4 separate regions of the Mus musculus genome follow, and all the other regions are linked to region 1. Evidence: chromatin loops called from intact Hi-C (ENCODE). Cell type or tissue: left cerebral cortex. All regions are shown on one strand. Region 1 overlaps Rras2 (related RAS viral (r-ras) oncogene 2). Region 2 has its middle 43 kb from the start of Copb1. Region 3 has its middle 19 kb from the start of Rras2. Region 4 has its middle 58 kb from the start of Copb1.

Region 1 (2,500 bases):
TAATTCTTAGGCTCTGATGACCTTATTAGCATTGGGTCTGAATTTAAACCGTAGTCTTCCTGCTTGTTTATTGAGTGGCCTTGAAGAAGTAGTGCAGTTCTCTGATGTAAAAATGTTTGTAAAAGGGGGGAATCTGTTGGAGGGTCCTTGTGAGGATAAATGAGAAAATCTACTGAGTAATAAGCAAGGCAGATGCGCAGCCGCACTGCCTGCAGGTCTTGCCTGGCCTGTGATTTGCTGGGGAAGGCCTTCTCCTTCCTCTCTGGCAGTGTTCCTGTCTTTACCCTGCTTACATTCTGGCTGGGTGGGGGAAGGAATGGATGATTTAAGGTTTTTTTTTTGTTTGTTTTGTTTTGTTTTGTTTTTGTTTGTTTGTTTGTTTGTTTTTTAATGTACGTGTGTAGCTGAGAGAGGGCAGGAGCAGGGAAGAGGGAGAAAGAAGGAGGAGGCCTAGAAAGTTTCCTGAGGTCAGCTCAGGATGAGGGCATGAACCCTTAGCTTCTCGATTTGACTATGCAGTTCTCTTCATTTTATTAGCATGTATGAATTATACAATAATGACTAAGTGATAGCTACTCATTTTGATCGTATTCACTCCCATTAACCGATCTTGCCCTCCCTCCCACTTCTGCAGAATCCCCCACCCCCACCCCTGTCTTCCCAAATCTAACTCTGTAGCTTTTACAGTTTGCATTTTTTTGTTGTTGTTTTTTTTTTTTTTTTTTTTTGTTTTTTCGAGACAGGGTTTCTCTGTATAGCCCTGGCTGTCCTGGAGCTCACTTTGTAGACCAGGCTGGCCTCGAACTCAGAAATCCGCTTGCCTCTGCCTCCCGAGTGCTGGGATTAAAGGCATGCGCCATCACGCCCGGCTCAGTTTGCATTTTTTTTTTTAAAAAAAATTAGGGTGGAATCTGTCAGATACATGTAGTAGTTCTGTTGTCCATGTAACACACCTGTGCCTTTCAATATCTGATACTTTGAGAGATTTTTTACTTTTTTTTTTAAAATTTATTATTATACCCTTCCTTATTCACTGTGTCCTTTTAAAAGCTGCCAAGCCTCCCGAGTGTGGCATGGGCTCAGAAATGCTCAGGCTTGTGTTTGCCCTGTCCTGTAGTCCCTCTGATCCAGCCCCCTTTCCTCACCAGGCCCGTGAGACTTAACCCAAGTGCTGGATCCCTAGTCTCCGGTGTGGACCAGACTCCACCCTGTGGCAGTGTTTGGGAACTGCACTTTCACACCGGGCTGGCTTTAAGAGAAAGTGGTTGTCGCCACTGCCCCTTGGAATGCGGAAGGGCAATTCATTCTTGTCACCTCTTCCCCATTTTCCTGCTCCACCAAGCCTGCTGCCAGTGAGTAGTCCTCTTTGGAGGCCAAGCAGAGAGTTCGCAGACTGAGGCTATGGAAGCGTGCCTGCTCACCTGGGCGTACCATTTTGTAGCTATTGCAGACAAATTTACCCAGACCAGATCGTATGGGGGAAGGCAGTAGATCTCTCTGCGCAAGTGGAATAACTTATCCAGTGTGGGTGGTCTCCCTGTCCTTTGTTCTCGCCAGGACTCCCCTCCACATATCCTTTAATGTGCTGCCGGCAAAGCCCCAGGAAACCCACCCTCCCTTCTGTAGCTTTTGGTCTACCCTGCTTTCCGCTTTCTAGTGCTGTCCCCCAGCCTCCATGTTATCTGCTGCTGGAGGGTTTGTTTGTTTGTTTTTCCTTGGACAGTTACTGGGGCTCTGTGAACACAGTTCCCATGCATAGTGGCAGCCATACCTCTTAATTTGTGTTGCCTTCTGAGCAGGCATGGTTTTACACTTCATGTGTTTTGGGGTTGGCCTGTCTCTATCCTTCTTACTGTTTTGTTGCTGTTAGGAATTGACCTAAGCATGTCTGGCAAGCGCTCTACCACCAAGCCACAGCCCCGTTGTTCCTAACAGTAGATTGGGTGTTCTGTCAAAGGGACAGTGGGACCTGTTAAGGGGTACAGAGTGGGTATCACCCATATTACTGATATAACTTCAAACAAACATTGTAGGAAAATTACAGGAGGGGTTCTGGTAGTGGGAAATGAGGCACAAATCAAACTGGAAAGTTTTGTGTTCTGTGGAAAGCAACTAACTACGGGTCCCCTGAGGTACACACTTGTTTCAGCTCTGTAGGAGACTGAAGTGGAAGGATTGTAAGCTCAAGACCTGTCTGGGCAGCTTAGCAAGACTGAGTCTCAGAAATCAAAGAGGAGGGCGGGGATGTGGCTCGGTGTTGGAACCGTGCCTGATCTGATCTGATTGCAGTTTCAGTCCCCAGCACTCCAAACACACAATCAATCAACAAACAAACAAACACAAACCGTGGGTTCTAAGGAGGAAGAGGAGAGCGATTGCCATTTGTACGTTTTATGGTTGTAATCTTTACACATACAAATACACAAATGCTAAATGAACAAGATAGATTCATGCCTGTGTGTTTATCTGTGTAATTACTGCTCAGACCCTGAGGATATTT
Region 2 (2,500 bases), 140 kb before region 1:
TAGTGAGTAAACTGCTTCTTATGCAACCATAAAGATCTGAGACCAGATCTCAGAAACCCATGTCAAGAAGGGAGTTGCTCAGCAGCAAACATCTGTGCCCCCAGTGTGGTCAATGAAGATGGGCAGAGCCAATGGACTCTCTGGCTAGCCAATCCAGCTGAACTGGCAAGCTCTAAGTTCAGTGAGAGCCCCATGTCCCAAAAAATAAGGTAGAACTGGCCTTGGAGGCACATGCCTTTGATCCTAGTATTCAGGAGGCAGAGGCAGGAGGATCTCTTTAAGTTCGAGGCCAGCCTGGTCTACATAACCAACATAGACATATTCATGTCTTACATACAGAGACAGTCTCAATAAAGAATAAAGAAAAGGCTAGAGGAGGAATCTCATCATTGGCCTCTAGTTTCTACATGCATATCTACGAATGAGTACAGACACACACAGACACACAGACACACACACACAAGATTTAATTTAGTGATGGTTAATTCCGATCCTAAACAGAAAAATCTTACCACTTCCTCTAAGGCTAAGGGAACATCTTGGAGAATGATAGAAAGACTAAGAGCCTGGAAATCAGGAGAAGGGCTGTGAAATGCTATATCTGAACACAACATAGCCAGTCATTGTTGGGAACAAAAAAAGTTGGGGCAGGGGAGGCCCTGGGGAAGAAGGGGAAGGGAAAAGGGACCAAACGTTCCTGTGCTCTGGGCAGGCAGAGACAAACATTGAGGGGCTGCCGGGATGCTTTCCACTTGGCCCCAGGTGGGCACGCAAGCCTCTGACCCATCTGGCAGGGGGATTGGAAAAGGGGCAGCCCCCGAGGCGACACCCTGTCGCCCCAGGGCTATAGGAGAGAGGGAATAGTGAAGAGGTTCCCAACACTGGCAAGAGTGGTATAGTGAATCTAGATGGAGCAGAGACTCTATGGTTTAAGAGCTTTATTATAGAAATGCAGGGAGAAAGAGGTGGAAATAGAGAAGGCTACAGAGAAAGAGGAAGAAAGGAGAGGAAAGAAGAAGACAGAGAAAGGGAAGAGGAGAGAAGTGGGAGGTAAGGGGACAAAGGAGCGAGAGAGAGCATAAGAGTAAGAGAGCGAGGTGGGGGCTGAACACCCCTTTTTATGGTCTTCACTGTTGCTAGGTAACTGGAGAGGAGTTTAGCCTGAAGGTCAGAAGCTTGGGCCATTGTCTATGTGACTACTGACCATGCTTCTCTTGTGGGGGCTGTGGGAGCTGGTAACTTAGGCAGGGGCCAGAGTTCCAGGAGCATGAGGGAACGCCTACCGTGTCATGAAGGTGAATTATGACCATCGGGGTTCAGACCTCAGCTCGACTGGAGACCAGCCTGCAATTCCCCACAAGTCATGACATCACAGCAGCTATAGCCACCTGTAGTGAACCCACACAAGACTGGACGTATCAGCAAACAATGAGTCAGAGAGGTGTTAATAGGACACTACCCCTCCTTTCTGAGTTTTTGGCTATTGATGGATTCTAGAGAAGAGACAATTATTGTCTTAGTCATGTACCCACTGAGGAGAAATAGAGATAAGATGGTAATTAGAAGAGGAGGTTATAATAGAAATGTACTTTATAAACAGGTGATACAAAGGATAAAAAGGGTTAAAGGGAAATTGGTTAAAAGGGCTAGAGATGTAACTCAATGATAGTAGTATATGTGAAGGTCCTGGGTTTAATTCCTAGTACCACCCACCAAGTAAAGGGTTGCACTAAAGTTATAGTATGGCTGGTCAAACTAACTGATCACCTTCTGGCCCTCTCTAGAATGGCAGTACATCACTAGTGTTTGCGTTCTCTCAAAGCTCTGTCTTCCTCCAGATCTCAGGAGCTAAAAAGAACAATGTGGTACAGCAGTGTGGTTCAGTGAGTTTGCTGCTACATAAAAAACCTTGTCTGCCACGCACTTGCTGTATGATCTTAAACAATCCTGAAGTACTAACCTTGTGGCTTGGCATATAGCTAAGTGGTAGAGCACCTGCCTAGCATGCCATGCCGGGACCTTTGATCTCCAGCACAAAGTAAGTAAAATAAACTCCAGCTACTAAGTATTTTATCTGTGCCAGGTGCAACGCTGAGTGCTTTTTCCCATGACATCTATAGTCCTCATAATGACCCTGTGAGGGGAAACTGCTGTCATCATTTGCAGATTATGGCTACAGTCTTAGAAGAGGTTAAGTTACTTAAGGCTTAAAAGAGATGAGCCCAGATATAAAACCAGGGTATCTTGTAGTTAATCTCATTATCACTTCTACCTGTTCTTGTGCCTTATCCCTCGCCTTGTATGTGAGGGTTCTTGTATCTACTTTCCAGAGTTGATGCCGTGATATAATACATTTATAGTACCACACTTGGTATTATAGTAAACATTCACCAGTAAATGTGCATTCCTTTCGTCCCCATTCACCCTTCTTACAAAAAGAGGAAAACCAATCCAATTATTTTGCCTCCCTCAGAATTTAGTTCCTTGTTTTATATTCTAC
Region 3 (2,500 bases), 70 kb before region 1:
TCTAGCACTCCATAGCTCTACTCTCTCTCCAGTGATACTGAGAGCTATTGGGAGCAAACCTTGTTTGTTCTCCATTGCTGTGGCACCTGCAGGAGGCTGACAGCCCATCTCAGGGCCTCTGGGGGTACAGGAGGGCCAGATTTCTATCACAGAGCATTTCCTTTCAGTTCTGTCCTGAAACAGTGTCATTCTGTGGGGACAGAAGCCAATGCACTAGAAAAGCATCCCAGGAACCGCCTACCTTACTGTGTTTCCAGTTCTCGCCAGCCAACCTAAATTCAACAGCTCCCGAGGGTCTGCCCTAGGCCCTGGAAGCTAGAGGTGTCAGCTTGTCATTGGAAGGAAGGAAGGAAGGAAGGAAAGAAGGAAGGAAGGAAGGAAGGAAGGAAGGAAGGAAGGAAGGACTTCCCCTCCTTGATCTGACTAGTTGCTCTTTTTTGAGTTTGCACATCTTTGAAGCAGCCGCCTTGTGAGATGTGTGAAAGGTGCGGCTGACAGTATAAAACCTAAGCTAGGTGTTATAGCCAGCTCAGTTTTCAGGGCTCAGTCCCCTAGGACTGCAGACACACCTCTCTAAAGAAATCTGTGACAAAAAGACAAAGGTATCAACACATTTCAGCCTCCGGGATGGAGGATCTAAGTTATATTCTGGGCCAGCAAGACAGCTCAGCCAGCTGAACACTTGCCGTGCAAGTCTGAAGACCTGAGTCCAATCCCTCAGGCGCATGTAAAGGTGGAAGAACAGAGACAGAGGCTACGGAGTTGCCCTCTGACCTCCTCCTGAGTACTGTGGCAGGGGTGCACCTTCCACCATATACACATTTATACAATAATAATAAATTAGGTAGAGTATTTTTCAATATCCTTCCCCTACCCCCAGAAAACTGGACGTAGTGGTGTATGCTATTAATCCCATCACTTGGGAGGTAAAAGCAGGAGAATCTCTTGAGTTTGAGGCCAGACTGGTCTACATAGTGAGTTCCAGGACAGTCCGAACTACCAGAAAAACTCTGTCTTCAAAAAAAACAATATATATTTCTTGTATATTGAACTTCACCCTCACTTTTCCTAGAATGGCTAATTCTCCTGTCTAGAATACCACTCGAGGGTTTTCAACGGCCAGTTGATAGATAGACAATTTGGCTCCCGCTTTGGCTGCATCATTAATAGTTGTTTAGAAGCACAAGTATTGTGAGCCTGCAGAAAAATATATGCACACATCTGGGTCTCCTCACAATGCCAGAATGTATTGGGTAACGGTACATTTATAAGCCACATTGTTACCAAGTAATCTGGATTTCTCTGGAGAGCTGCCTGTTAGCAGTTACTGGCTCTTTTATTCCAATCTTAGCTATGTATAGATCATACATTATAGTGTGTGTGTGTGTGTGTGTGTGTGTGTGTGTGTGTGTGTGTGTAAAACAGAATGGTTGCAAAAGGATGAAAGAGACCACAGAGTATGAGAGGTCCTACTGAAGACAGAGGCAGAGATCGAGCAGTGGTTAGGTATTAATGAACCCCATTTCAGGACTGCTAGGGGTGCACAGAACCCCTAGCTTTGGAAGCTCGTACAAGGCAAGTCATTGTAAAGGGCAGAGCAGTTCCTGACAGAGGTCTATGACAATGGGAACAGGCCAAGAAGTGGGGACTGCACTGGGCTGAAGCCCTACAGCTTGGAGTTTTGCACCTGTTATGAGATAAAATGACGGACTGGTGGGCCCGGCTCCACGCCATCGCCATCACAGTATTTCCCTCTGTTTATGGGATCCAAGTACGGTTGTTGAATCCTTTGTTTGGTGTGGCGGGTTCAATTCAAGGGCCTGACTTTCTGATATGACTTTAATATGTCCATTTATCCATGTGTACTCAAGTCTACCTCAGTGATTCTGCAAGTGGTTCCCTTGCGTGAGTAAGTTGTGTATCAGTCTGTGCCTCGTGGTTCACGCTGGGCAGGTGGTAGTGTCTGTGTGCACAAATAGGATGCAGAGTCATCTAGGACTAAAGGCTGCTTTCTAAGGTGGAGTCACCAAGGCAAGGCACAGCCTGAAGCCACCGGTCCACACACTAGTGAGTAACATGGGGCAGAGCACAACATGAACTCTATAATATATATCACATATGTGTGCACATAAACACACATACACACACACTCAGAGGCAAATACACACATATACAGAGGCAAACACACCCATAAATAAACAAACAAAAATAGCAAAACAAAGGAGAACACAGTATTAATATATCAATATTATACTACAATTGTATCCTACAATGTACTATAACTGGCTCTAATTTTAAGAAGACATTCTATTAAACAAGATAAAGGAGACATCAAAAGATGAATATTGTATGATTCTACTTACATGAAATGTCTGGAATAGGAACATTTGTAGACTTGGAAATAAGTTTAAACTAAGTAGAATAACATACACCTGTAATTCCAGTAATTGAGAGGTAGAGGCAGGAGGATGGCATGTTTGAGGCTATCCTGAGCTATATA
Region 4 (2,500 bases), 130 kb before region 1:
TATTATAATAAAAAGCTGATGGCCTATAGCAAAGGCAGGAAAGGAAGGCTGGGACTTCCAGGCAGAGAGAGAACTCTGGGAGAGGCTCAGTGGTAAGAGAATTCGCCAGCAGCAAGCCCTGGTACTAGAGACTGAGACGCAACAAGCCACAGGCCAGACATAGAATAATATAAATGGATTAATACAAGTAGTAGGTGCTAGTTAATTGGGAACTAGAGAACCAAAGGCCTAAAGCTACTTTAAATAAATATAAATCTCCTTGCCATTATTCAAAGCTAGGATGAGCATAGACAGGCCTTACAGTTATACAAATTTCCTTGTATCCCTCAGCCTAACTACTCTTTTACCTCTCCTCTTTCCTTTATAACAAATTTTATAGTCTATGCTTCCAATAATGAAAATAGAGGTGTCCACCAAGTATTGCATCTACTCTCTGTATTTCTGCAGCTTTGGGGCTAATTAGGTGGCTTGTATAGCACTCTAGACCAAAGCACAGAGTGGCTGGCCTGAGAGCCCCCCCATCCTCTACCCCACCCCACTTCCCCAACCCCACCCACTCATCCTCTACCTCACCCCACTTCCCCAACCCCACCCACTCACCCTCTACCCTACCCCCACCCTTCACCCAGCCCCCCACATGACCCTACCCATTCTCTACCCTCCATTCCCCACTCCCCCACCCACCCCCACCCACCCTCCTCTACCCTCACCTCTCTACAGCCCTCCCAGTCCCCCACCCACTCTCTACCCTCCCCTCCACCCCACGATCCCTTTGCTTTACAGTTTTATGAATCACTTGTAGAAGAAGTTGGAATTCCAACTTAAGATATTGGAACTAGGCTTGGGGCATGGCTACATGGTAGAGCACTCTCCTTACATGTACGAGACCCTTTGGGTTCTGTCTTGGCAAAGTAAAAGAAAAGGGGGAAAAAAGGAATTTCTACCACCCTGAGCTCATCAGTGACTGTAGAACTGTCTGGTCCCATCCTACCCACTGACTATAGATATAAGAAAAAAAAAAGCTTTATAAACTGTGTATGGTCGTTCTTGGCTGTAATCCTGGCTCTCAGGAGGTTGAAGTAGAAGGATCAGGCATTTTAGGGCTTCTCTGGTTATAGAGTGAGTTAGAAGCTAGCCTGGGATCCATGAAATCTTGTTTCAAAATTAAGAAAAGAAGCAAATAAAAGCAGTTTTGTGCCATTATCACTGAAATTTCAAGGTTCTTTTTATTCTAACATAGCTTTATACTTTATTTAGTTAGGTTTTGGGTTTTCTTTTTCTTTCTTTCTTTCTGTTTTGGAAGGGGTGGTTTTTTTGGTTTTTCGGTTTATCAAGGCAGAATTTCTCTGTGTAATAGCCTTGGCTATCCTGCAACTCATTTTGTAGAACAGGCTAGGCTCAAACTCACAAAGGTCTACCTGCCTCTGCCTCCCTAGCCTAGCACTTTAAAATTTAAAAGAATAATATCACTCCAGACATGATTTTTTTAAAGATGTATTTATTTATTTCATGTATGTGAATACACTGTTGCTGTCTTCAGATGCACCAGAAGAGGGCATCAGATCCCATTACAGATGGTTGTGAGCCGCCATGTGGTTGCTGGGATTTGAACTCAGGATCTCTGGAAGAGCAGTCAATGCTCTTAACTGCTGAGCCATTTATCTCTCTACCTCCCAGACATAATTTTTAACCTTCTTCCTCTCTGTTGTCATTACTCATATAAATGCTACCACAATTCTATTTAGTTATTTAGTTTTTATGTATATGAGTGCTTTATCTGCATGCCAGAAGAAGGTATTAGATCACATTATAGATGATTGTGAGCCACCATGCGGTTGCTGGGAATTGAACTTATGACCTATGGAGAAACAGTGTTCTTAACCAATAAGCCATCTCTCCAGCCCCCAATTCTTTTACTTATAAGTCAATGATTCAAAGATTTGACCAAGACCACTATCTGCTAAAGCTTCCTCCTCCTCTGCCTGATGTGACATTGTCATGTCTTGGTTTTCTTTTTTGTTTTTCTGGAACATGGGATTTGTGGGTAAACAGGATTGGTTTTTTTATTAGTGAGGAATCACGACTCTTTCAATTTGTGCCTTGTTATTTAAAGATTTCTTTTTACTCTGTGTGTGTGTGTGTATGGTGTCTGTACATGAGTACAGGTATTCTTGGAGGCCAGAGATGTCAGATACCCTGGAGCTGGAGATATAAGCAGTTATGAACTTCCTGACACGGATGCTGGGAATTGAACTCAGGCCCTTTGCAAGAGCAGTGCATGTTTTTAATTGCTGAGCCATCTCTCCAGCCCTTGCGCTCTGTTTTTAAAGACTCCTTTGGCTTTCTCAATCTAAGCATTTCTAACTGACAACCTTGGCTCTTCTCCTTCCTCCAGAACCTATCTTTCCATCCTTCTATTTTACCACGTTCTCTGCATGGCTCACCTCGTGCCTAGCACAGGCTTGATGAAGGATTTCTTCCCTTGGATTGTTCCCAGGCT

What was found. Hi-C counts contacts between places; a loop is a spot of excess contacts. Peaks named below come from ENCODE experiments on the same cell type or tissue, not always from the same donor. Only the 100,000 strongest peaks of a DNase experiment are listed, where the experiment ranks them.
Region 2: a loop joins it to region 1, with 8 times the contacts of the local background. A loop is called at or near these places in 32 of 42 quality-filtered maps.
Region 3: it touches region 1 in a loop (2.1-fold over the local background); 2 of 42 quality-filtered maps call a loop at or near these places.
Region 4: it touches region 1 in a loop (4-fold over the local background); 17 of 42 quality-filtered maps call a loop at or near these places.

Annotation. Positions count from the first base shown.
Region 1 is chr7:114,065,707-114,068,206 of GRCm38, reverse strand. The region is part of intron 1 of Rras2 (related RAS viral (r-ras) oncogene 2); the gene reads left to right. Among named protein-coding and RNA genes, the nearest start is that of Gm51454, 30 kb to the right of the region's middle. In left cerebral cortex, a CTCF peak has its summit at 1,214; a DNase peak (open chromatin) is centred at 1,232; H3K4me3 peaks cover 596 bases; H3K27ac peaks cover 738 bases.
Region 2 is chr7:114,210,332-114,212,831 of GRCm38, reverse strand. No RefSeq gene overlaps it. Among named protein-coding and RNA genes, the nearest start is that of Copb1, 43 kb to the left of the region's middle. In left cerebral cortex, no CTCF peak of the experiment used is centred here; no DNase peak of the experiment used is centred here.
Region 3 is chr7:114,135,926-114,138,425 of GRCm38, reverse strand. No RefSeq gene overlaps it. Among named protein-coding and RNA genes, the nearest start is that of Rras2, 19 kb to the right of the region's middle. In left cerebral cortex, no CTCF peak of the experiment used is centred here; DNase peaks (open chromatin) are centred at 189, 522, 605 and 1,227; H3K27ac peaks cover 1,060 bases.
Region 4 is chr7:114,195,799-114,198,298 of GRCm38, reverse strand. No RefSeq gene overlaps it. Among named protein-coding and RNA genes, the nearest start is that of Copb1, 58 kb to the left of the region's middle. In left cerebral cortex, a CTCF peak has its summit at 1,548 (motif pointing right); no DNase peak of the experiment used is centred here.